Linked DNA regions of Mus musculus: all the other regions are linked to region 2. Evidence: chromatin loops called from intact Hi-C (ENCODE). Cell type or tissue: left cerebral cortex. All regions are shown on one strand.

What was found. Hi-C counts contacts between places; a loop is a spot of excess contacts. Peaks named below come from ENCODE experiments on the same cell type or tissue, not always from the same donor. Only the 100,000 strongest peaks of a DNase experiment are listed, where the experiment ranks them.
Region 1: a loop joins it to region 2, with 2.4 times the contacts of the local background. A loop is called at or near these places in 8 of 42 quality-filtered maps.
Region 3: it touches region 2 in a loop (3-fold over the local background); 2 of 42 quality-filtered maps call a loop at or near these places.

What each region holds. Positions count from the first base shown.
Region 1 is chr7:55,734,051-55,742,050 of GRCm38, reverse strand. No RefSeq gene overlaps it. Among named protein-coding and RNA genes, the nearest start is that of Siglech, 30 kb to the left of the region's middle. In left cerebral cortex, CTCF peaks have their summits at 4,267 (motif pointing right) and 7,378; DNase peaks (open chromatin) are centred at 4,300 and 4,708.
Region 2 is chr7:54,832,054-54,840,053 of GRCm38, reverse strand. Luzp2 (leucine zipper protein 2) reads right to left here and starts at 4,809. Exons shown (of 12, transcript NM_178705.5): 1 at 4,034-4,809. The coding sequence starts at 4,095. In left cerebral cortex, no CTCF peak of the experiment used is centred here; DNase peaks (open chromatin) are centred at 1,896, 3,371, 4,057 and 4,383; H3K4me3 peaks cover 3,549 bases; H3K27ac peaks cover 2,957 bases.
Region 3 is chr7:54,729,300-54,737,299 of GRCm38, reverse strand. No RefSeq gene overlaps it. Among named protein-coding and RNA genes, the nearest start is that of Luzp2, 100 kb to the left of the region's middle. In left cerebral cortex, a CTCF peak has its summit at 3,002 (motif pointing right); DNase peaks (open chromatin) are centred at 2,235 and 3,005.

The DNA of each region.
Region 1 (8,000 bases), 900 kb before region 2:
CCTCTGCACAGACTCTCACCTGTGTGGGAACCTCTCTTCCTCAGCCTTCTCTTCCATAACCCCGGGTGACAGGGTATTGCCCCTGGCCCCTGGTTGGGGGCTTCCCCTTGTCCACCCCCCACCCCCCATTGAGTGGGGTCAGTGGCTTAGATGCCCACCCGGAGCCTAGTGGAAAGCGTCTGGCAGCCCTTCTGCGTCTGCCTGCCCAGAGCATAGGAGGAACTCTGGCCGGACGTGGGCTATCCTCCCTCCCGTCTCTTTCCCCAGGCCCCTTTTAGTTCCCACAAGAGCACATTCCAAGAGGTTGTTAAACCATTAACCAATGTAAAAAGGGAACTAGGGATTTACAATAGGTATGAGGACAGAAGATGAAATAATGATTTGGTTTATTTATACTAAACTTCACTAATACCTTGGTCACAGGAGTTATGGTTTTTAATCCTCCATGAACCTGCAAAGCTGGCGACAGGTGATGGATGTTTAGCCAGATAATTTCTCCTAATGAACACGCAAGTAAACGTTCTCTTTTGTAAACTTCTTATTCGATTTGTGATTTGGATTTATGTATAAACTTGTGGTGAACTTTTTACCATGTGATCATGTATTCTGAAAGATGTATAAGTGCTGAGGACAAAGAGGGAGACAGAGCTGAGGACACCTTTTTTTTTTTTTTTTAATTAGACATTTTCTTTACATTTCAAATGCTATCCGGAAAGTTCCCTATACCCTCCCCCCTGCCCTGCTTCCCTACTCACCCACTCCCACTTCTTGGCCCTGGAATTCCTCTGTACTGGGGCATATAAAGTTTGCAAGACCAAGGGGCCTCTCTTCCCAATGATGGCCGACTAGGCCATTTTCTACAATGCAGCTAGAGATACGAGCTCTGGGGGTACTGGCTAGTTCATATTGTTGTTCCACCTATAGGGTTGCAGACCCCTTCAGCTTCTTGGGTACTTTCTCTAGCTCCTCCATTGGGCTCCCTGTGTTCCATCCTATAGATGACTGTGAGCATCCACTTCTGTATTTGCCAGGCATTGGCATAGCCTCATACGAGACAGCTATATCAGGGTCTCTTCAGCAAAATCTTGCTGGTGTATGCAATAGTGTCTGGGTTTGGTGGCTGATTATGGGATGGATCCCCAGGTGGGGTAGTCTCTGGATAGTCCATCCTTTTGTCTTTGCTCCATACTATGTCTCTGTAATTCCTTTCATGGGTATTTTGTTCCTGATTCTAAGGAGGAATGAAGTATCCACACTTTCTTCTTCTTTCTTGATTTTCTTGTGTTTTGCAAATTGTATCTTGGGTATTCTAACTTTTAAAAATTGTATTTTGGGTATTCTAACTTTCTGGGATAATATCCACTTATCAGTGAGTGCATATCTAATGACTTTTGTGATTGTGTTACCTCACTAAGGATGATATCCTCCAGATACATCCATTTGCCCAAGAATTTCATAAATTCATTTTGTAATAGCTGAGTAGTACTCCATTGTGTAAATGTACCACATTTTCTGTATCCATTCCTCTGTTGAGGGACATCTGGGTTCTTTCCAGCTTCTGGCTATTATAAATAAGGCTGCTATGAACATAGTGGAGCATGTGTTCTTATTACCAGTTGGAACATCTTCTAGGTATATGCCCAGGAGAGGTATTGCTGGATCTTCTGCTAGTACTATGTCCAATTTTCTGAGGAGCTGCCAGACTAATTTATAGAGTGGTTGTACAAGCTTGCAATCTCACCAGCAATGGAGGAGTGTGAGGACACCTTTTTAAGGCAGAACTAAACCCAAGAACTTAGAAGTAAAGGCATAGCATTGGGAATAATGGTACTGAGAGTAAGGGCATTATTGTGACATCAGAGCAGGAGGAGAGAGCAAGATTAGAAAGAGAGTGCAGAGTGGAATAACTTAGAAACTATAAGGCAACTTAAAATACTAAGAGAGCAATATACAGAATGTTAAGGAGAAGAGGAAAACGAAGAAGCTGCAAAGAGAGTAGAAGGAGCAGGCAGGCATTTCCTTACCATGGAATAGAACAGGTTATTTTCTTAATGGCAAGGCAGGCTTAATCTTATTTAAAAGAGCAAAGCTTTCTTCTTACAGACTTGGGTTTAATTCATCTAGCAATAAAAGGGTAGAAACTTTTTCTTTCTCCATACAATAAAGATTGGAGTTCATTTTCATCTGGAATGAGTGAGTTCTTCCTGCACTGGCACTTGATCTTTTGTTTCACATACATATGTAAGTATGGATGAGTATGTGTAAATATGTAATTATGAGATAGTATGAAAGCTGGGCCCAACTGGTTTCAATGGAGATTTAAGAAATTTGTACGAATGAATCTATGCATGAATTTACGTGAGTTTAATCCATATTTGCGTGTGTAAAAGTTTTCCCTTGTGCGAGGATGATTCTCTTCTCCTAGTTCAATAGAAATTTATTGTTCCAAAATTTCCCCTAGCCTGGCATCCCAACAAAAGGGGAAAGGCTCTAGCAATTAATCCTTTACTTAGTAGTCTGCTGTTTTATGATGAGGTGCTAAATGCCAGAGACTGAAGTTTCTGACCTCAAAGAGACTCAGGCAGTTCAGCTACAGTAGCAAAGTAACTTAGATTTAGAGAGATGAACGTTTTATTATTATACAGCAACTCTAAATATCTCATAAGACTAAGTCTTGCTCCCACCAACTCTTTTTCCCCTCTGCTGCCTCAAGAAGAACCAAGAACAACAAAGAAGACCCACGGCGGCTGCTGGCCCCCAGTATATGTGAATATGTATTCCCACATCAGTGGGGTAGGTCATTATGGCATGGAACAAAGTGGCTTGCATGGAAATATATATTCTACCAGGGTAAAGAGCCATGGTATAGACTGCATGTGAACACATGTGACAATGTCATAGCAGTACTACATCATGGCATGTGAATGTGTATGTCTATGCCACCATGGAATGATGTCACAGTACCATGGCATGGTGTGAATGTGAACATTTGTGCCCAAGATAACATGAGATGATGTTGACATGGCACACTGGGATGGCACCATTGCATGGCTCATGTGAGGACATGCATGACCATGTCTTTGTGATACATGAACATAACACATCTAGTATGTAATCACATATACTTTCACCTACATTTTATGATGCAACAGTGTGGGTTATATGTAATACACATGCCCACTCAGTCATGGCATGATTCTGTGGCGTAGATTATGTGTGAACACATGTGCTCATGACACCATGGCACAGGGTCATGACACAAAGTTCATGTGAATATATGTACTCATGTTATCATGAAATGGCAATGCAGCATAGTATCCTGACACAGTACTATAATGTGGCTCACATTTAAACATGTGTGACCATGCCACCATTTAATGTTGTCATGTTAAGCTGAAGTATGTGGACATGCATGCCCACTTTTCTGCAGCATGAGGCTGAGGCATGTCTCATGTGTAACATGTATGCTCCTGTTAGCTCAACACTGTGCTAGGGTGCAGCTTGCTTGTGAACATGTGTTTCCGTACCTCCACAGTGTGGCTAGCATGTGAAAATATGTGCCTGTCTCTCCACAACATAGTGCATGGCATGGCTTGTAACTTAACATGTGTGTAAATACCACAATGGCATCACAATATGACATGGCTCATGTCTGAACACATATGACCACACTACTGCAGCATCATGCCACAGCACAGCTCACATGTGACCAAACATAACCAGGCCACCATGGTTTGGATCATATGTGAACCTGTGTGTCTCCCCCTATCATGACATGATGCTACACCACAGCTTTCATGTGAACATGAATGCACATGAGACTACAGCATGGTATTGTGGAGCTGCTTACACAGAAACATGCATGCTCATGTCATTGAGGCATGATGCAGGGGTAAGACTCATGTGTGATCACAAATGTGGATGACACTGTAGCATACCACCATGGCCTGGTGCATGCATGAACACATGTGCCCATAATGTGGCATGTCACTGTACTGTGATTTGAGAGTGAGCATGAGTGACAACATCATCTTAGCCACAGTGTGACTTGCATGTGAATACACATTTGCCCATACCAATGCTGCAAGGTGAGCAGTGCAGATTACATGTGAACACTTACACCCATGCTGTTAAGGCTCAGGGTCACAGGATAGCTTGCAAATGAGCATACAAGCACCCCACACAGTGGCAAGGCACATCTATTTACAGATTTGCCACATCCCAGTGCTGCCACATGATAGTACAGACTCATTCATGTGCCTGCTGTGTACCAATGCTACCACATGGTGGCAGGGCACATCTATTGCATGCCTCTCATGTTCTAAAACTGCGGCGTGATGGCACAGCCATGCCTGTTAGCATTCTTGCTCTGTATCAGGGCTGCTATGTAGTAGTGTGGGCCCATCTGTTCACATGCCAGCCACATCCCAGCACCACTATGTGCTGGTGGGTCATACTTTGCACATGTGGCATACCAGCATTGCCCTGTGATGGCTCTGACAAGCTTGTTCATGTGCTTTCTGTGACCAGTGTCATCACATGGTGGCAGAATATACCAGTTTGCATGCCTCTGGTGTCATCATATGACACACCTGTTTTTTTCTGAGGTGTTCCAGTGCAATCACATTGTAACTTAGGCTCACTGTTTTCACATCTGCTGGGCTTCACTGTTAACTCATGGCAGTGCAGCCAGATCTGTTTGAATGTCTGCTGAGTCCCAGTGCCACCACATGGTGGTGTGGTTTCACTGCTGACTCCTTATGGTATGTGCATACCTGTCTGCATGCCTACTATGTCTGATTTTGCCTCGTGGCAGCCTGTAATTACCTATATGCAAGCATTTTTACATCCCAGCCTTGTGATGTAGAAGCAATGGCAAGCCTATTTGCACCCCTGCCATACTGCACTGCCACCACGTGTGGCTGAAGGATGCCTTTTTTCTCACCTGCCATGTCTCAGTGCTATATGGTGGCCTTGAAACACCTGTTATGTTCCAAGGCTCATCTGTTCTCGAACATGCTGTGTCCTATATGTCACCAGGGGTATGCTTGTTTGCATTTTTGCTATGTCCCCTGCTGCTCTGTGGCAGCATGGACATACTTGTTTGTAGGCCAGCCATGTTCAGTGCCTCCACATGGATGCGCTGGCACACCTGATTACGAGCCCACTGTGTCCCCTGCCACTGTGCCACCTGGTGGGGACAGGCCTATTTGTTCATCTGCCAAGTCCCATCACTACTGTGTGGTGGCCCAGACACACCTCTTTCACACCCTTGCCATCTCCCGGTGCTGCCATAGGCAGGATAATCTTTCCTGTTCATACCTGCAACATCCCAGCAGCACCATTTTGTGGCATGGGTACACCTGCTCACATCTCTCCCAAAGCCCAACAGCACCACATGGTGGCATGTATCCACGTCGTCTCACACACCTGACACGTCCCATTATTGACACTTGGTGATGCAAACAAGACTGCACACCATCTGTGTTCACGCAATGACACATGGTGGTGCAGGAACAACTGTTTATGTACTTGCCATGTTCCATGGATACCACGTGGCAGTGTGGGCATGTTAGTTTGCATGTGTTCTGTGTCCAGCATATCCATGGCATGTCTGGTCACATGTCTGATGTTTTGTAGCATTGCCACTTGACAGCATTGGCACATCTCACTTGTGGTGCCCTATCATGGCCATGGAGTGTCACAGACACAAATGTTTATGCCTACTCTTTCCTGGTGCCAACATGTGACAGTGAGGACATGTCTTTTTGTACAGCTACACATCCTAGCACTTGATGGTGTGGGCAACCCCATTCATACCTACTGTGTAAGAGTGTCACCTCATGGTGGCAGGACACACGTGTTTACATGCCTCTCATATCTTAGAACTGCTATGTGGTGACACAGGGATGCTGTTAACATTCTTTTGTTTTAAACACCCATGGAAGGAGTTACAGAGACAAAGTTTGGAGCTGAGATGAAAGGATGGACCATGTAGAGACTGCCATATCCAGGGATCCACCCCATAATCAGCATCCAAACGCTGACACCATTGCATACACTAGCAAGATTTTATTGAAAGGACCCAGATGTAGCTGTCTCTTGTGAGACTATGCCGGGGCCTAGCAAACACAGAAGTGGATGCTCACAGTCAGCTAATGGATGGATCATAGGGCTCCCAATGGAGGAGCTAGAGAAAGTAGCCAAGGAGCTAAAGGGATCTGCAACCCTATAGGTGGAACAACATTATGAACTAACCAGTACCCCGGAGCTCTTGACTCTAGCTGCATATATATCAAAAGATGGCCTAGTCGGCCATCACTGGAAAGAGAGGCCCATTGGACTTGCAAACTTTATATGCCCCAGTACAGGGGAACACCAGGGCCAAAAAGGGGGAGTGGGTGGGCAGGGGAGTGGGGGTGGGTGGATATGGGGGACTTTTGGTATAGCATTGGAAATGTAAATGAGTTAAATACCTAATAAAAAATGGAAAAAAAAAACATTCTTTTGTTTTGTACCAGAGTTGCCATGTGGCTGTGTGGGCACATCTGTACATCTCCCAGTGCCACCACATAGTGTCCAGGGCAGGTGCGTTTCATGCTTGCTGTGTCCCAGAACTGCCTCTTGGTGGCCTGAGCGTGCCTGTTCCCATGTGTGTCATGACTCAGTGCCACCATGTGGCCACCTGTGCTTGGCTGTGCATTCATGTCATGTCTTAGGGCTGTCACACTCCAGCCTTGTTTCACCCTTTTGCATACTTGCCACATTCCAGCCCCATCATACAGCATGCTGAGCATGCCCGGTCACATGCCTACTGTGTCCCAGTGCTCTTGTCACACTGTGACACGGGCACACTTGTTCCTATGTCTGTCAAGCACTAGTACAGCAATTTGGCAGCCTTGGCATATCTGTTTGCATGTCTCCATGTCCCAAGTTCATGAAGTAACAAAATGGGTATGTTTATTGACACATGTGTTTGCCAGCACTGTCACATAATGGCATGGACAGGACTATTTACATTCTTTCCATGCCCCAGGGCCGGCAGATAGCAGCCTATTTGATCATATGCCATGTCCTGGTGCTACCACTTGGCAGTCTGGGTATGCCTGTTTTATGCATGGCATGTCTGAGCATCACCACACACAGCAGGAAGGGCATGTCTGTGTCCACATGGCAGTCTGGTCATACCTGTTCATACTTCTGCCATGTTCCAGGGCTGCTAATTGGTGCCCTGGGCATGCCTGTTTGAACAGCCACTGTATCTCAGCACTGCCGATAGGTGCTCTGAGGATACCTCTTTAGTGCCTGCATTGTGCCAGTGCCACCATGTGGTATTGGTGGTATGCCTATTTATATCCTGCCATGTCCCTGTGTCACCACTTGGTGGCCTTGATATACTTGTTTTTGTGCTTGCTATGTCCCAGCTTCACCAGTTGGCAGTCTGGGCAGGACTGTTTGAATGATTTCCATGTCTCTGAGTCCCCATTCTTTGTCCTGGACATGCCTGCTCATGCGTATGTGTGCCATGTTCTAGCACTAACACTAGAACTAACACATATGTGGCCTGGGCTTCCCTGTTCTCATACATACTGTGTACTAGTGCCGATATATGCCAATCTAGTTACTCCTATTAACACAATTGCCATTACCATAAAAAATGGCCAATTATGCCTGTTTACCATGCCTGCCATATCACAGGGCCTATGTGGTGACATAGTAGTTTGCACAGGCTTGTTTGCATGCTTGCTGTGTTCCAGAGCCAGCATTATGTGGCTTGGGCACACCTGTATACATATATGCTGTGTACCAGGATCTGCTGATTGGTGGCCTAGGGACACCAGGTAACACACCTATATTTTCTCAGCAACACCACTGGGCACTGTGGATATGCCTACTCACATACCTGCCATGTTCTAGCTCCACCAACTTGTGACTTGGGCACTGCTGTGTGCACACTCCTAATGTCCTACTGTCATCATGGGCTAGTCATCCTTGTTTGT
Region 2 (8,000 bases):
AATATTAAAATAATGAATATAAGTTCATATGTTTTCTGTTTACATGAACTTACAAGGGAAACATTTTTAAATACTACCTGTTACTTGGATAACTTAAATATTTGAGCCTTGTCTATTAAAATGACGTTTAGGAAATCTTATAACAGTTATTCAGAAACAGTTACACATCTGACATCACAAATCATAAATGAAGAAATGCCACTTAACACCTCAGAAACCCCAGGCATCTTTTGATTCCATGTTGGAAGGTCAAGTTTCAATTGCATGTATTTGCTTTGATACAATCGCACAGTCAATACATAAACATTTGAACTGTTGCTGCCACTGGTCATAAATAAAATGTGATCGACAAAGATTCTCAAAAAAAAAAATGACACTGTAAAGAGTGCTATTGGAAACAGGTATATAAGGATGGAACTGCAGCCTCAGGAGCAAATACATTCTTTTTCACAGACTCCTGTTATGTACACTTCTCTAATCCATTTATACGATGATACAAGTCTTCCTGTGTGAAGCAGTTGAGCGGGAAACTGTTAGTGCCTCTCACCATTTCATCATAGTTAAAGTGAGACAGCTTCCTACATCAAATGCATTTCTTTAAAAGTGTTTGTGTGTTCTTGTTGTAGCTTTCCTATCACCTATACAACAGCTTCATCTTGAGTTTGGAATAAGGCACAGAAGAAATGAGAGCCTTGGACCTCCACAGTGTAAAGCATCCTCTGGAAACAGAGTCCTGTGGAAGCATCTGGTACAGCTGCTGGTCAAGGGTTCAGAGGAGACATCACAGGTGATTCCTACCTAGGGGACAGTAACCAACTATCTGCTCAAAGTTGTTGCTGATACAAGCCCAGCAAAAGTAGGTAGGCTCTCACTCCTTCCTTCCCTGCTATGTGCTCCTCCATCTCAAGCCATTTGAAAGTTCGCAATCCAAAGGCACCAGGAGCATGGACACAGCATCAAAGAACTAAGGTTCAGCCGTGAAAGCACAAGCCTCCTCCAGCACCCCATGGTTCCTTGACAAGAGGAACTTCTAAAGAAATGCTCCTCCACCATTCATTCTCTCAGTCCCTATGCGTCCTCTTTCTGAACTCTACATATTGCCTTAGAATACCAATTTAATCCTTCTGCAGAATGAAACTATTTGAAAAGTACCACCATTCTATTCTAAAGCTATTCAGCCTTCTCATGCATTAGTGTTCTTTGACCACATGCATTTGTGTACAAGTTAAATGGATCTTTGTATTAGCTACATTTTCAAATCATTAGCTTGAGTATACTTTTGAACTTCTATGTGCTTTCTAAACAACAGAGACAATATGCCAAGAAATTAATGTCTTTTTTTTTTTAACTCCATGGGGTTCACTAGGAAAATAGAAAAAAAAGTGCTTTTTGGTTGTTAAAGGTATACATTCAAGTTTCTTTCAGAACAAATGAAGTCAATTTAAGTCAGGATTGTTGCTACTGTTCATGCCTGCAGGATCATGGGATGTCCATTTGACATTTATGTGATGACTAGTTGTACAAAACAGGAGGGAGCAAGCAGGAAAGGCAGATGTCAATCCTTCCTATTTAAAAGGCAGAACTTTCTGAGAATTGCCACCCCTGTAGCTAGAACACTCATAAAAGCACTGTCTTCCTCCAACCACAGCATCTGTTTCAAAGCAGTTATTCTTGTACTTCAGGAGAGAGGTGAATACCAGGCTTCTTGCAGAAGAATTAGCAGTTCTAAAGGAGCTGTACACAGAGACACACACGGCTAAGTGCTTGTACTTGCACATCAAGAGGTTCAGCTTCACATTCCCCACACTTTAGGAGGAACTTTCAAGTCAACAAGTGGCCACTGTCATACTACGTGTATTTAGTCACCACAGTGTAAGCATGCGAAATGCAATTGCCTCACAGAAAGAAGCACGAAGATCAGCTAACAGGAATCCCAGTCACAGGTGGTATGACTGAGGTACACCATGTCGCTCCACAGTACATCAGACCCATCCCGTCTAATGCAACCGTCTTGACAGAGCTTTACTGTTTGGGGTTTAATCTTTGGGAGTGTCTTATGACAATGAGAACTGCTGACTACTGGAAGGGGAATGGCCTTCTGCAAGACTTCTATGAAGTCCATTCTCTTCTAGCAAGTGACATCTTGAGAGCATAACATTTATTTTCAATATATTCACTATCAGAAGGTAACCTGGAATCTAGTACAATATATTGGCCCAAAACAGCCATGTAAATAGATTGCAAATTATAGAAATTCATTTTTCCAAGTCCATCTTGTATTTTTTTGTAAAACGAAACTATCAACGCTATAGAATGTCCCCTATCTAATTTCAACTCAGAATAACTTAATATTTGATAATAAATATGTTAATTTTCAGTATTAAAAGTATCTATAGAAATCAATACTTTCATAGATAGGGAAGTTGATTGCTCTTGCATCATAGAACTAACAAGCTTTGGGTGGAGACTCTAGAGCTTGCTTATTCAAATGACAACTGTTTTAAAAAGCAAATGGACTACGGGAGCTGAAGAGCTTCTTACATCTTTTATGCCACTGTAGGTTGGCTTCCCCTTGCTCCAACATTTACTGTCTAATTAGCATGTTGCATGTTGCGGGGCATCTACTTAAGTATACACTTTAGAGATGTCCTTTCTTCAAAGGAAAGCATAAGTAATTATTAAAGCAGAAGATGAGAGCAAATGCCAAGGACCCAAAGACAAACTTTATTAAGCTGTGGGTACGTAACACAATATTCAACAGCCTATTGCTTAGGAAAGTCCCATTAATGCTGGGAAGCAATGTGGACTTCTTTTGCAAACATAAGAATATAAACTGAAACGACAAGCAAGCTTTTAGAAGAACTAAAATTCAAGTTTGATTTCAGTCTAGTAAAGTCTCTTGGATTTTATGTTCAAGGAAAGCCCAGATTCATCAATATTTGGAGCTAAATATTGAACAGTTTCTATATGAAAAGTTAGGTTAGGCAGGCCTGGAAGAAACATGTACTAGAAAGAGATACAGGAAATTCATCATCTAAGAACTAGCAAGCCTGCTTCATTTTTTCTTTTCCTCTGTGAATCTTGTACACTTGTGTGTAGTTCTACTTTATTTTTCGTGAGTTATACAATCAGCTGCTGTCTCCATTCATGCGGATTTGAAAGAACCCCGACCCTGTGGGTTATTTCATCTCATGGAGGCCAAAGGAAAGGGGTTGCTGCCAGTCGGGTGCTCAAGGCATGCAGAAGAAATTCAGTCCCAGGCACTGAAACAGGCCACCCTTGTGCTGTGCTTGTGGGAGAAGAAAGCAAACCCATCACCAACTCTGAGACTGGATCCCCAGCAGTAGTCACAAAGCACTTCTCAGTCAGCGTGTTTGAAATCTCCAATAAAAATAGGTCCTCTGTACTGGGACTGAAATTCTCCTCTGTGGCCAGTGATGGAGCACAGTGCCCGATTGTTCCCAACTAGGTTCTTTTCTGCTTCAGTACTGTCTTGTAACTTTAAATCTGAAGCCTGCTCAAAACACAGCCAAAGTAAGTCACCTGCCACCAAGCCCACTCAAGACCTCAGTCAGGCCACGGTCACCGGAGGAGTTTGGGGACTACTGCACAAGTCTTAGCTTTCTCTGGCTCCCTGAACGTTAGAATATGCTTCACGGGGGGGCCTAAATTCCCTAAGAGGGGACATTACTTGGAGGGGTCTATTGTAAACAGGCACTCTGGGGTAAAATCCCTTCTCTCCCTACTTCCTCTATGTTGTCCTACTTCTGCTTGTTCTCTGTTCCTGATTACGGGGCTCCACGGGAGTTGGGGACGGGAAGGTTCCTTGTTCTTTGAAGGGAAGCTCTCGGTCCCTGAAAGGAAGCAACCGAGGTACTTTTTTTTCCATGATACTAAGGGAACTATAAAGGTCTCTGCTCTATCCAAGGATTCTGAATCTTAATCACTCAGCTAGCATCTTGCTTAAGTGGGAGGTGCCTCTCCCCGGAGGAGCGCAGCCTGCTGGCTTGGGGCCTCATGCTCCTGGACTCACCTGGTGCTGAGGACGAGTGCAGGCAGCAGGGGCAGCAGGTAGTGTGCAGCGTTGAATTTCATGTCGCCGCCAGCTCGGGTACTCCTTCGCTGGACTCTGCTCTTTTGCTTCCTCCGGTCAGTTGCTGTTCAGTGTCCTGCTCTCTTTCCCCGAAGCCCGGAGCCCTCTCCTGAGACCCACAAAGACACGGATAGAGGCTTTGTAAAGACAAGGACCAGAGTGCGAGTATCTTCAGGAGTGATGTCACCCCGGAGCCCTGCCGGGATGGTCCAGCGCGCCGTGTTCAAGGCGCACAGGGCGGGTGTAGCCGCTGGAGGAGGAAAGGACCCGCGTCCAGGTCGCTGCCCTAGTAGGCAGCTGTACTTGGTCACTCCCGTGCGCACTGGAGCGGATCTCCTCTTCCCCGCTCCTACTGAAGACAGGAGGGGAGGGCGGTGGCAAGGACCAACCTCTTTCTCCAGTAATTGAGCTGGCGTGCTCCGCAGGGTGAGAGACAATTCGCTGGGAAGGACTCCAGACTCTTTAGGGTCCAGAGCAGGCGTCTCTCACCAGCTTGCTTTTTGTTGCTTGGAGAGTAAGCTTAAAATACTGCTCTGATTAGAGGCATAATGGCTTGCTTGCTGCAGATAGAGTGGAGCAGCAGCCCATGCAGACCAGAAGCCCGATACCCAGATGAGTTAGTGGTCTCTAGCGTAGAAAGGGACCAGAACCAACACAAAGTCCGCGGCTCTGGGTTCTGGTGCGTCTGGATCTTCCTCTCTTTTGGCCTTTGCGTCTGTCAGCTACTCAAGTGTGTGCAGCTGGCAGCCAGAGTTCATACACCTTCAAGGGTCGTTTTCCTGAGGGGGGAAAAATCTTAAGCAAGAGCGCAGAGACATTGGTCATTAATTAAATGGTAGGAGTATTCTCTGTAGTTTCTAAATGTTGTATATCAAGTAACCAATGTTTAACAAGCCCTTTTGTAGGAATTCTAATCAGAAAAGGGAAATACTACAACTTTAACGAAATCTACCATTTTGCAAAATCTCAAAATTCAAGAAGAGAGGCTGACCACCTACAGAGATCAGAGATCTGAAACTCTGGGATCTTTACACCATGCTGTATGTGTGTGAGTGTGTGTCTGTGTCTCTCTGTGTGTGTGTTAAAAGAAAGTGTGTATGACAGTTCTCTCAAGAATCACTGTACTAAACTAAACATTACAGTTTTCCTACCACATATGTGATGAAAGCAAGGATCAACATTATCTGGACTGGACTTTTCTTTAGTTGTCCCCAGTCCTAAGGCAACCTTGCTGCTGCAATGAACTTCACACTTGAAGTGGGTCTACACTAAAGAATCAAGCACATGGAAGACCTAGAGGGAAGACCTAGGGTCAGCAGGTGCCATCCCAACTGTTTAGTTGATGGTCTCTGTTCTGCCCAGGCAATTCATATAAGTAACATTTTAAATAAGAATCAGAGATAAACTCAGAATTGAAGACATATTTGTAGATATATAAAACGATGTATTTGTTACCAGACTCTAAAGGGGGGGGGGCAGGGCATTAACCTTCTAATTACTGTTTTGTTCCAGTTTGTTCCAGTTTTCTTCTTGATGAAGTTTAATTTAAGGACACACCTACTGAAGAACTTTACTGTAAGAATCTCAAGCAATCAGAATAGGAGTATTAATGTTTTCAAGGATATCAATCCTTTTTGCAGTAGTAAAATCCACAACAGACACAAACCAGCTCCTTTCTCCACTGTTTGTCTTTTGGAAGGAAAAACAAAACAAAACAAAAAAACAAAACAACAGCACTATGAAAACCTAGACCCTGGAATTCAAGAAGGAGATCTCCATGGGGTCTTGTTTTGTTCTGCTATGTAGCCCAGTCAAACCTCAAATGTGCAGCAATCCTCCTGTATCAGCTGCTTGGGTGCTGTTCTTCTTATTTTTAAAGATGATAAAGTAAGTTGCATACTAATAAGGGCATGCCCCTTTGTAATAATAACAAAAAAAATGTGTATAGCAGGAAATAACACTCATTTGAAGAATGCATTTTTACTCATATAAAAAGTTAGGATTAAGTATTTTAACGTCATCACCACATGAACCCAGTGTGGTCATCTCCATTATTTTCCATTTCTGTAGTCGTCTTACTCAGAGCGGTCAAGCATCTGACATGAGTCACTTGGTAATTTTTACAAATGAACAACTGTTGACATTTTTTTGACATCACCCCACAATTTACATTTTCTTGAGGGAAAATACATTGGGATTCTACAGTGTAAGTCTCCCACTTAGGTTTTCTTTCTTAGTGGAAAGACTGCATATGATCCACTAAGGAAGTAAAGAGTTACTGTTGCCTGCACTTGGCCCTCGGGGTCTGCTGTACTCTGCATAGGACACCTATAAAGGCCCTTTGAAGGGTGTTAGGACATCAAGGAGCACTGGGCTAAAGGAGGTCATGTGTGGAATTGTGGAAACTCTTGCAAGATTAGAAGTTTAAGAGTCTAAATTCAAATACAGATATGTCTTAGCAGATGCCATGTTTCTTGGGAAATCCTAGGAGTGTGAGCCTCCTATTTCTATGATGGGATGTTCACTATTCAGAAGGAAAATTCAGCTGTAAAGGTGATTCTCTGTTTCAGAAAACCAATGTGATTTCTGAAAATGCAATTCGGAGAGCAGCTTCATGGGACCAACCTCTATTAGGAAATATGTTCATAACACGTATCTATGCCCAGTGAAGAACATCAAGAAATTGCATTTGGCTAAAATGACTTTTCTACAAAGTACTGAAACCTGGAGCCAATGAGGATACTGTTTACAAAAGATATAATTCTGATAGGAGAAATGTTACCACTCTAAAGCATATAATTCAGAGTTTTAAATATTTTAACTACAGAATAGAAATCAGAAACCATTATAAAACTCTAGAATATTTTTTTCACCAGCCACAAAAGCAACCACAAATACCCATTAGAATTCACTCCCCACCACTCTCCTCTGCTCTCTTCCCATCTTTGTTAAGTCTCATTCTTATATTGTTTCTATGACTTCCCAGATCCCTTAACAGCTCAGATTGTCTAGCAGGGTTAAGTCTTATGTGGTTTGTCTTGTTCACACTTATGTTTCAGGCTTCATTCATCCATGGCATGGCCTGCACCAATACTTCATTACTGTGTGTTGCTAAATAATGCTCTGCTGAATGGACATAGCACATTTGGTTTGTTAGTTCAAAAGTTGACAGTTAGCCTTTTCATCTATTATAAGTCATTCTGCCAAAACAAGCATACAAGATTTTATTTGTAAACATAGATTTTGTATTATATTGGATTGATAGTGGGTAGTCTGGCAATCTTATGTTTAATATATTTAGAAATATTGTCAAACCTCTTTCCAAAATACTAAAAATAGTTCATGAAGATGCCAATTTATCTAACCCCTTTGTTTGTTATTATAATAGTGTGCCATACTAGCTTATGGTAACATAATTGCCTAGAGTATTCATCATGTTGCATAGTAAACATCTTTCCATAGGTTCAATGGTGATGTGTACACATTTTTTTTTGAGATGTAGTTGTTTGTAATTTTGGCCTATTGGTTTACTTGGATATCATTTTGAGTTTTAAGAGCTCTTTGAATTCAGTCTCTCTGTTGACAAATGATTCGCCAATATTCCCAATGAATAGTTGATTTTGTATCTTCTAGAAAGTTTCATTTGGAACACAGAGGGAAGTTCACTATGTGGCATTTTCCGATTTTATTTTCTTTGTCATATAGCCAAGCATGACCTTGAACTCCTGACCTGCCTCCACCTCTCAAGTTCTGTGACTATAGATGTTTGAATTCCTGCTTCACTAGGCTTTTACTTTCGATTAAGTCAAGCTACCTATTATTGTTGCCTCTGTTACTTATGTCAGTTTTTTCTTTACAAAATGTGGTAATAGTTATATATGTGCTTCTTCTGAATATTATGGTGTTT
Region 3 (8,000 bases), 100 kb after region 2:
CAAATGTCTTTCAAGAAAATCACAAGGCTATAGCAATGAATAATTTATTTTATAATCTACCCAGATATAAAGCAAAGGACATTCTTTCCCTTAAGCTAACTCATCCCTTTTGTAAATGATATGGCATAACCAGATGCAGTTGTCATTTCTATAACACAATATGAAATAATCATCCATCATTCTTACTCCAGAACACTGTCATAAATAGGATTTGGTTGGCCTTTCCAAGAAGCATATAGAAACATTCTCAGAAATGAGTTATTATCTGTTTCTACACCATTTGTCAAGATCTCTTGGGATCTGAAAACAAATATTAACTGGTGCTTCAATTGGGTTAGGAGCTCAAGCATCAGAGAGTAAGAGTGCCAGCTAATGTAAGCAGAATATTTACTCAAAGGTTATCAGGCAGCTTCAGAGTCTGGGAGAGACAGAGAACCAGTCAGGGCTTAGTGCATAGCAATGCTTGGATTCTGGAACAGCCCCATGATGGAGTAGCCTTTGTCCCTGTTGACACTGTACATGGTCACTCGCCTGCACTCTCGCTGGTGACATCAGATCAGGGTAACTGACTTTATAGTGAACACCTCCCTTGCTCCTATGGATCAGAGTGGTTTCTGGTGTCAATCTGAAGAAAAGTTCTAAATATGTTCACATCTTTGATTCAGTAATAGAGTACTCAAAATCTTGCATGAATTCATGTTAGAAGAGGGAAGTATTTCATGTCAGTTACTCTTATGGTGAAAATATGTTGAGTAATTAACAGTAATTAACATTAGAAGAAGATACACACAGACACACACACAACACACACACGGCATCCCCATATACTATGCTATGTGGTATGATTTGCACTGACAGCCATGTGGAGACTTAATGTTCATGTTATTGTTATTGAGAGGTTGAGCCTTTGGAAAGGATTAGAATATGCAAATAGTTAAAGCTTTGAATACTGTTATCTTGACAGGAAATCTTGAGGGAGCCCGGCATTTTTTATGCCACAAGAGGGCACATAGAATATTATGCCCCGTGTAGGTTTATGTGACTGAACAAATGTTCATTTCCTTCGCTCTAGCTCTGCATCCTCTGGTTCTTGATATACTGCCATATTATCACGTTTTAAGATCTGGATATTAGGAAAGGTACACACACACAAATAATCAGAGTCAAGTAGTACACTTGAGAGTTCTCAGAAATCAGACTCATTTACCACGGGAACCCAATCTGTGGCCAAATATTATAAGAAAAAAACCTGAAACAACTATTCAAATCTTGGAATTTGTCTTTGGCATCTCTTTGTTAGAAACTATTAGTAGGCTCAACTAGCCAGACTTCTCATTGCCCTGACATGCTAAAAATTCAAAGAAGTTAAGGCTTCTCTTAGCCTATTTTCCCTTCTCTCCAAGATCAACACCATGGTCAAAGGATGCACATTCTACATGAGGATGAGGGGATGCTATGAGTAGCAATGGGAAGTTGTTTGATTATATGTGATGTGTGTCTACCTTTTGTGTTTGTGTGTTCCTGTGTGAGTGTGAGTAAATCAATGTTTGCATTTTTAAAATCTCAAGGTTTCAACAACTCGAAGATATCTCTTGCTGGGTTTGTAACTTGAAAATATCCATGAATACATTCTCCTGATCCCTCATACTGTGTTTTAATCATCATCAGCTGTTTTCTTCTTCTAATTTTAAATCAGAAATGCCAGCAATCATGACAAATGCAGCATCGATATATTAACAGGCTTAACTCAGAAAGGAAAATGAACATTATTGCATTAAAATGTCAGGCAGATTTTTGAAATAGTCAAATGAAGGAAAATAGTAATTTTAGATCAAGGAAATCCAGCTTGTATTTATTCCATATATGATACAGGGAAAACCTAGAGGATAAAGATTGATGATTTGATGTTAATTACATATTAGACAGTAAAAAAAAAATGGGCAAATCATCACTACCCAAGATATTTGTCTCAATTCTCATGTTTAATTTTGTGTGTGTGTGTGTGTGTGTTTTGGGTAGCTTTTAGTTTTGCTGAATTCAGTATAAGGTTTTTGATCCATGAGACAAGGTAACCTGAGAATGACTGACTGAGCATCTTCAGAGAGCCACACACTTTGGACACTGGCCCATCTTGCTGTGGTACATCTGCAGCTGGCACTGTTCTTGGTCAGTGGGTGGTTGTTCTGATCTGGAATTCCTAAGGTTGCCTGCTGCCTGGGACAGGCACCCGATTGTACAACAGTGGCAGACTCCCAAATCATAGGACGCTGTAACTGCACAATTCAGAGATGTCTGATGAAGTAAGCAGAGGATACCATGGGATGTCTGAGAGGCAGTGTGTCAAACAAACTGTGCAGCTGTCACCAGACAGGGTCTATGTCTCACAGAGCTGACTGAAGCCACCACTGCTAGATGACTAATCACTTGAGAATTATGCAGAATTGAGAGGAACTTTTTAGTTCCTCAGACTTTAAATCAAAGTTCAGGAAAATCTGGAAATATGCATTAGATGGACAGACTTCTGCTGTAGCTGGGAGTATGAGTGGGGTCAGCATCAGGTCTGAATACTATCCAGGGCTATTGGTTAACATGCTAAAGTAGTTCTAGGGTTGTTCAAGTCTCTGAGTGTTAATTCGGGTATTCCTCACAACAGTCTTACGAGAAGAATTAAGTGCTATTATAACTCGTCTCAAATGCTCCAGTGTTGATTAAAGAAGGTAAGTATGGGGGTGGAAAGATGGCTCAGCCATTAAAGGCTCTGACTCACACCTAAAAGGACAAGAGAAGCTAATTATCCAACACAGTGTAGCAAAATGGCAATTTTGATTAGTTTTCTCTGATCCCCTAACCACCGTGATTTCCTGGTAAAGCATGATTGTACTCTCCCTTTCTTCCAAAGGGAGACTTCATGTCTTAAATTAGAGTCCTTTTGTGGGCTTTACTGGAGTTTGAAAGCAACATCTTCCAAACTTTTTACCTCGGATTGCCACAAGGGGGCAGCCTTAGAACTCCGAGGAAAGATATCCATAAATTGGCCTTTGGATTAAATTCAGGCTATCACCCTCCCTTCAGCCCCAGAAATGCCAAAGCTTTCTGCCAGAACCACCAAGGACACCCTTACCCGAGATCGTGTTCAGAATGTGAACATCTGTTGCTAATCTGATATAACTCATCAAAACTCAGCTGTCGATCTAGAGATCTGCCGTAGCTCGCCACAGCCCTGACATAGATTATTTTCTGCTGAGAGCCCTGTCCTATGAGTGAAGAGCAAAATTCATTGTGAGTTTGTGCAAAGAATACAAAGGAGAACATCAAAGCCCACTGCATGGATTAGAGACAAAATGTCTCTGTAATGATGCTTGTGGCAGTTGGTTAATAATGAAAAGTATGTGTTGTGTTTTGAGGAATGGTCAAGCATCCTTAAATGCTTTTGAGCTGCTATGAGAGACATTGTCAAGTGATGCTTATAACCATGACAATGACTGAGCTAAGAGGAACAGGGAGATGAATGGGGAGTTGTAAAACCCTCATCTTCAAGTGGGAGAGTGACAAGAAGAGACCTTGTCATGCCATGCTGTACTGCTTGGCAGAAGAATAAAACACAACTCTGTGTGTTCTGTAATAGAAAAAATTCTTTAAGAATCTGGCAGAAGGTCAATGGCTCTCCGAGTTTAACAGAAAATTTATTTCTAGACTGTTACAATTTGCTATTACTAAATGTACTTGTAATGAAATTAAAAAAAAAATCTGAAAACTGGGAAGTATTTATCAGCTGGTAAATTTGCTTCCAGAACCCACATGGCTAGGAGGAGGGTCTCAAAATCTACCCCCACAGTGATATGCTTCCTCCATCAAGGCCACACCTACTCCAATAAGGCCATACCTCCTAATAGTTCTACTCCCTGGGCCAAACATAAGTAAACAACCACACTAATTTAATATTAATATTTGGTAAGAGAGCATCACGATGAGTTGATTAAATAACAAATTGTAACAGTCACTTTCTGTGGGAGTGTGCTTACAATACGCACAGGAGTGCACTAAACCACTGAATGGCTGGAGAATATAGTGACCTCTGAAAGAGGGGCTGCCAACCTGTACAAAGACATTCTAGTTAGGAGAGATCTTGTTCATTGTGGATGCTTTGTTTACTATAGGAGGTTAGATGGTGAGTAGTGGTGGAGAACCACTGAACTAAACTATCACTTTAGGCTTTCACTGGAATCCACCTTTTTTATTAAATCACTTTGTAAATGCAGTTGGGTGTATTCCTCTTCAACATAACTTAGTCTACAGTAACTATCTGAGTGGCAATTATACTGAATACTATTCAAGGGTGTTGGTTTAGTTATCCCATCCAAGTATTCATTATCATATACAAAATGTTTTGTAATACATACCATATGTATTAACCTACAGGAATATGCATGAATATATTTGCATATATCTGTGTATTGTGTAAGTTGTATCATAAACAGTAAGTCATTTTACATCATCATTACAGTTTTGATGTTGGCAAGTACATTACGAGAAAAGTGACATAGTAGTTTACACGGAAATAACCATACAGATTTTCTCTATATTTATTTATTTATATTTTTCACTATAAATTTATAACTAATGTCCACATTCTTGGTGGCAGCACATACCTTCTGGCTTTCTTTTTACATATCTGTAGGTCAGAATTCAAAGTGGGTTTCACTGAGATAAAGCTAGAATATCTATTCTCTTTCATGATCCAAATTATAGAGGCTATACATAAATATTTGCAGTACTGACAATGGAAATTATCCATCATGCATGCTAGGCAAATATTCTACTATTGAGGTTTGTTGCTAACCTTCAGCATTTACTATTTTGAATATGCCAGCCTCTACACTAACTGTCCCTCTGTCCTGCACACTCATGTCTGAGATACTTCTTTTACTTCTGTCCTCACTGTCTTCAAGTCTTCACTATAACAACTGTATTGATCCACTTCATGCAATGCTTCTTATAATTCTCAGTCTCTGTTGTGAGTCAGAAACATATTTAGCTGACATTAAGCATATTTTCCACATTTTGCTTTTTATTTATTGTCCTCTCTTATATTACATCCTGACTGCTGTTTCCCATTTTTGCCCTTGCCCTAGTCTATCCACACTACCTGTGCTTCCCCTGAACCCCCTTCACCTCTTTTCAATGGAGACACATCAATCAAATATGGCATAATAAATTACAATAACACTAAGCACATATTCTCATATCAAGGCTGGAAAGAGACAACTCAGTAGGAGGAAAAAATGTCTAAGGCAAAAGAGTTTAAGACAGCCCACATTCCCACTGTTAGGAATCCCACAAGAACACTTAGCAACACAACCATAACACACCAGTCCAGCCACAAAACATATGATTTGCCATGCCTGCAGGATGTGCTAGGATTGGAGCCTAGCATAATCTTCACTAGAGAGACTTTTTCTGGTAACTGATGAGAGCAGAAATTGAGTCCCATAGCCAAATGTTAAACAGAGTTTGGGGAGTTCTGAGGATGAGGGGGAGGAAGGATTTGAGGCACCAGATGGATTAAGGACAGCAAAAGAACATGACCCATAGAATCAAGTGGAAAGGACTCAAATGAGCTCACAGAAATCAAGAAGCCTGCAGTGGTCTTACCTAGGTCCTTTGCATATATATATACACATACATATACATACATGCAATATATGTGTGTGTGTGCGTGCGTGTATGTATATATATGTGTGTGTATATGTATATATATATATATATAAAATATACATACATACATACATGCATACATATAATGGTTATGTATCCCATGTGCTATTAATCAGTTTGCTCTAATTCACATGTAAGTACATTCCTTTAAAGTAGAGACTTCCTTTTTCTCCTTCATTGTTGCTTTCCCAATCTTGTAACTTCAGCCTTCAAATTTGTGTATAAATTACCCTCGTTACTGTGCAGAGTTTGGTTGTTTTAGGCATTTGGTTATTGTAATAAGAAGAGTAGTAACTCCAGACCAATATAACTACTATATCTCAATACAAGTGAGTTACATTGAGCCTCCATGTTCCCAAAGATTTCACTTGAAGATCCTTTGAATAAAAGCCAGTCAGTATTTTATCAGATTTTATTTTTATGTTTATGTATATGTACATGTGTGTATATACTTGTGAGTGCAGATGTTCCCAGAGGCCAGCTACATGGGATCCCCTTGAGATGGAGTTACAGGAGACTGTGAGATGCCTGTGGTGGGTGCCAGAAACCCAGTTTAGGTCGTCTGTAACCATGGTAGGTGCTCACTGACTTTTAAGAGCTGGGCTTTCTCCCAAGCCCTTAAGCAATCCTAAATGCAAATATTGCTGACATTAATATTTATGCTTTGTGTTGTACTTACATCAAGTTACTCAGCAGGGAGTTTAAAATGCAGAATCCCATGCATAGCACAGTATATCATGAACGTGCAGTCTCTGAGATGGAATTTAGGGACCCATGCTTTTAACAAAAGCTCTAGGAGACTTCTAGAGACAACAACAGAGGTTGCAGAAATTGTGTCCTAGAACACTCCACTGTGTTTTATTGAACTGTTAAGAGCCATGTGGATGTTTTTCAGGAAGAACAAATATATAAAGGCATTTATTATCTTCCTGCTCCTAGTCTTCCTTAAATGTCAGAAGGACTAGTAGACAAAGGTTCTATGGTTGGAAAGTTGAGTCTTAGGCTTGAGACTGTTTAAATTTTCATGTGTAGGTCCAGTTACTGATTACTTTTGATTTTGATGGGCAATGTAAAATATTCTATCACACCAAAATTTCACACATACATACATACATACATACATACACACACACACACACACACACACACACACACACACACAGAGAGAACATATTGATAAGTGGGTATTTGCCCAGAAGCTCAGAATACCCAAGATATAATTTGCAAAGTACATGAAACTGAAGAAGAAGAAGAAGAAGAAGAAGAAGAAGAAGAAGAAGAAGAAGAAGAAGAAGAAGAAGAAGAAGAAGAAGAAGACCAAAGTGTGGATACTTCAATCCTTCTTAGAAGGGGGAACAAAATACCCATGGAAGGAGTTACAGAGACAAAGGTCGGAGCAGAGACTGAAGAAATGGCAATCCAGAGACTGCTCCACTTGGGGATCCATCCCATAAACAACCACCAAACCCAGACACTATTGTGGATACCAACAAGAGCTTGCTGACAGGAGCCTGATAAGGCTGTCTCCTGAAAGGCTCTGCCAGTGCCTGACAAAAACAGAAGTTGATGCTCACAGCCATCCATTGGATGAAGCACAGGGTCCCCAAAGAAGGAGCTAGAGAAAGTACCCAAGGAACTGAGGGGGGTTGCAGCCCCATAGGAGTTACAACAATATGAACTTACCAGTAACCCACCCTCTAAAACTCCCTGGGACTAAACCACCAATAAAAGATATGAGTAATGGTGGGACTCATGGCTCTAGCTGCATATGTAGCAGAGGATGGCCTAGTTGGCCATCAGTGGGAGGAGAGGCCCTTGGTCCTGTGAAGGTTCTATATCCCAGCATAGGGAAATGCCATGGCCAGGAAACAGGAGTGGGTCGGTTGGGGAGCAGGGCAAGGGAGAAGGGGATGGGGGATTTTGGGTGGGGAAACTAGGAAACAGGATAAGATTTGAAATGTAAATAAAATATCTACTAAAAATAAAATTAAATTAATGTACTAAGGTCAAATCTAAGTGGATCAAAGAACTTCACATAAAACCAGAGACACTGAAACTTATAGAGGAGAAAGTGGGGAAAAGCCTTGAAGATATGGGCACAGGGGAAACATTCCTAAACAGAACAGCAATAGCTTGTACTGTAAGATCGAGAATTGACAAATGAGACCTAATGAAACTCCAAAGTTTCTGCAAGGCAAAAGACACCGTCAATAAGACAAAGAGACCACCAACAGATTGGGAAAGGATCTTTACCTATCCTAAATCAGATAGGGGACTAATATCCA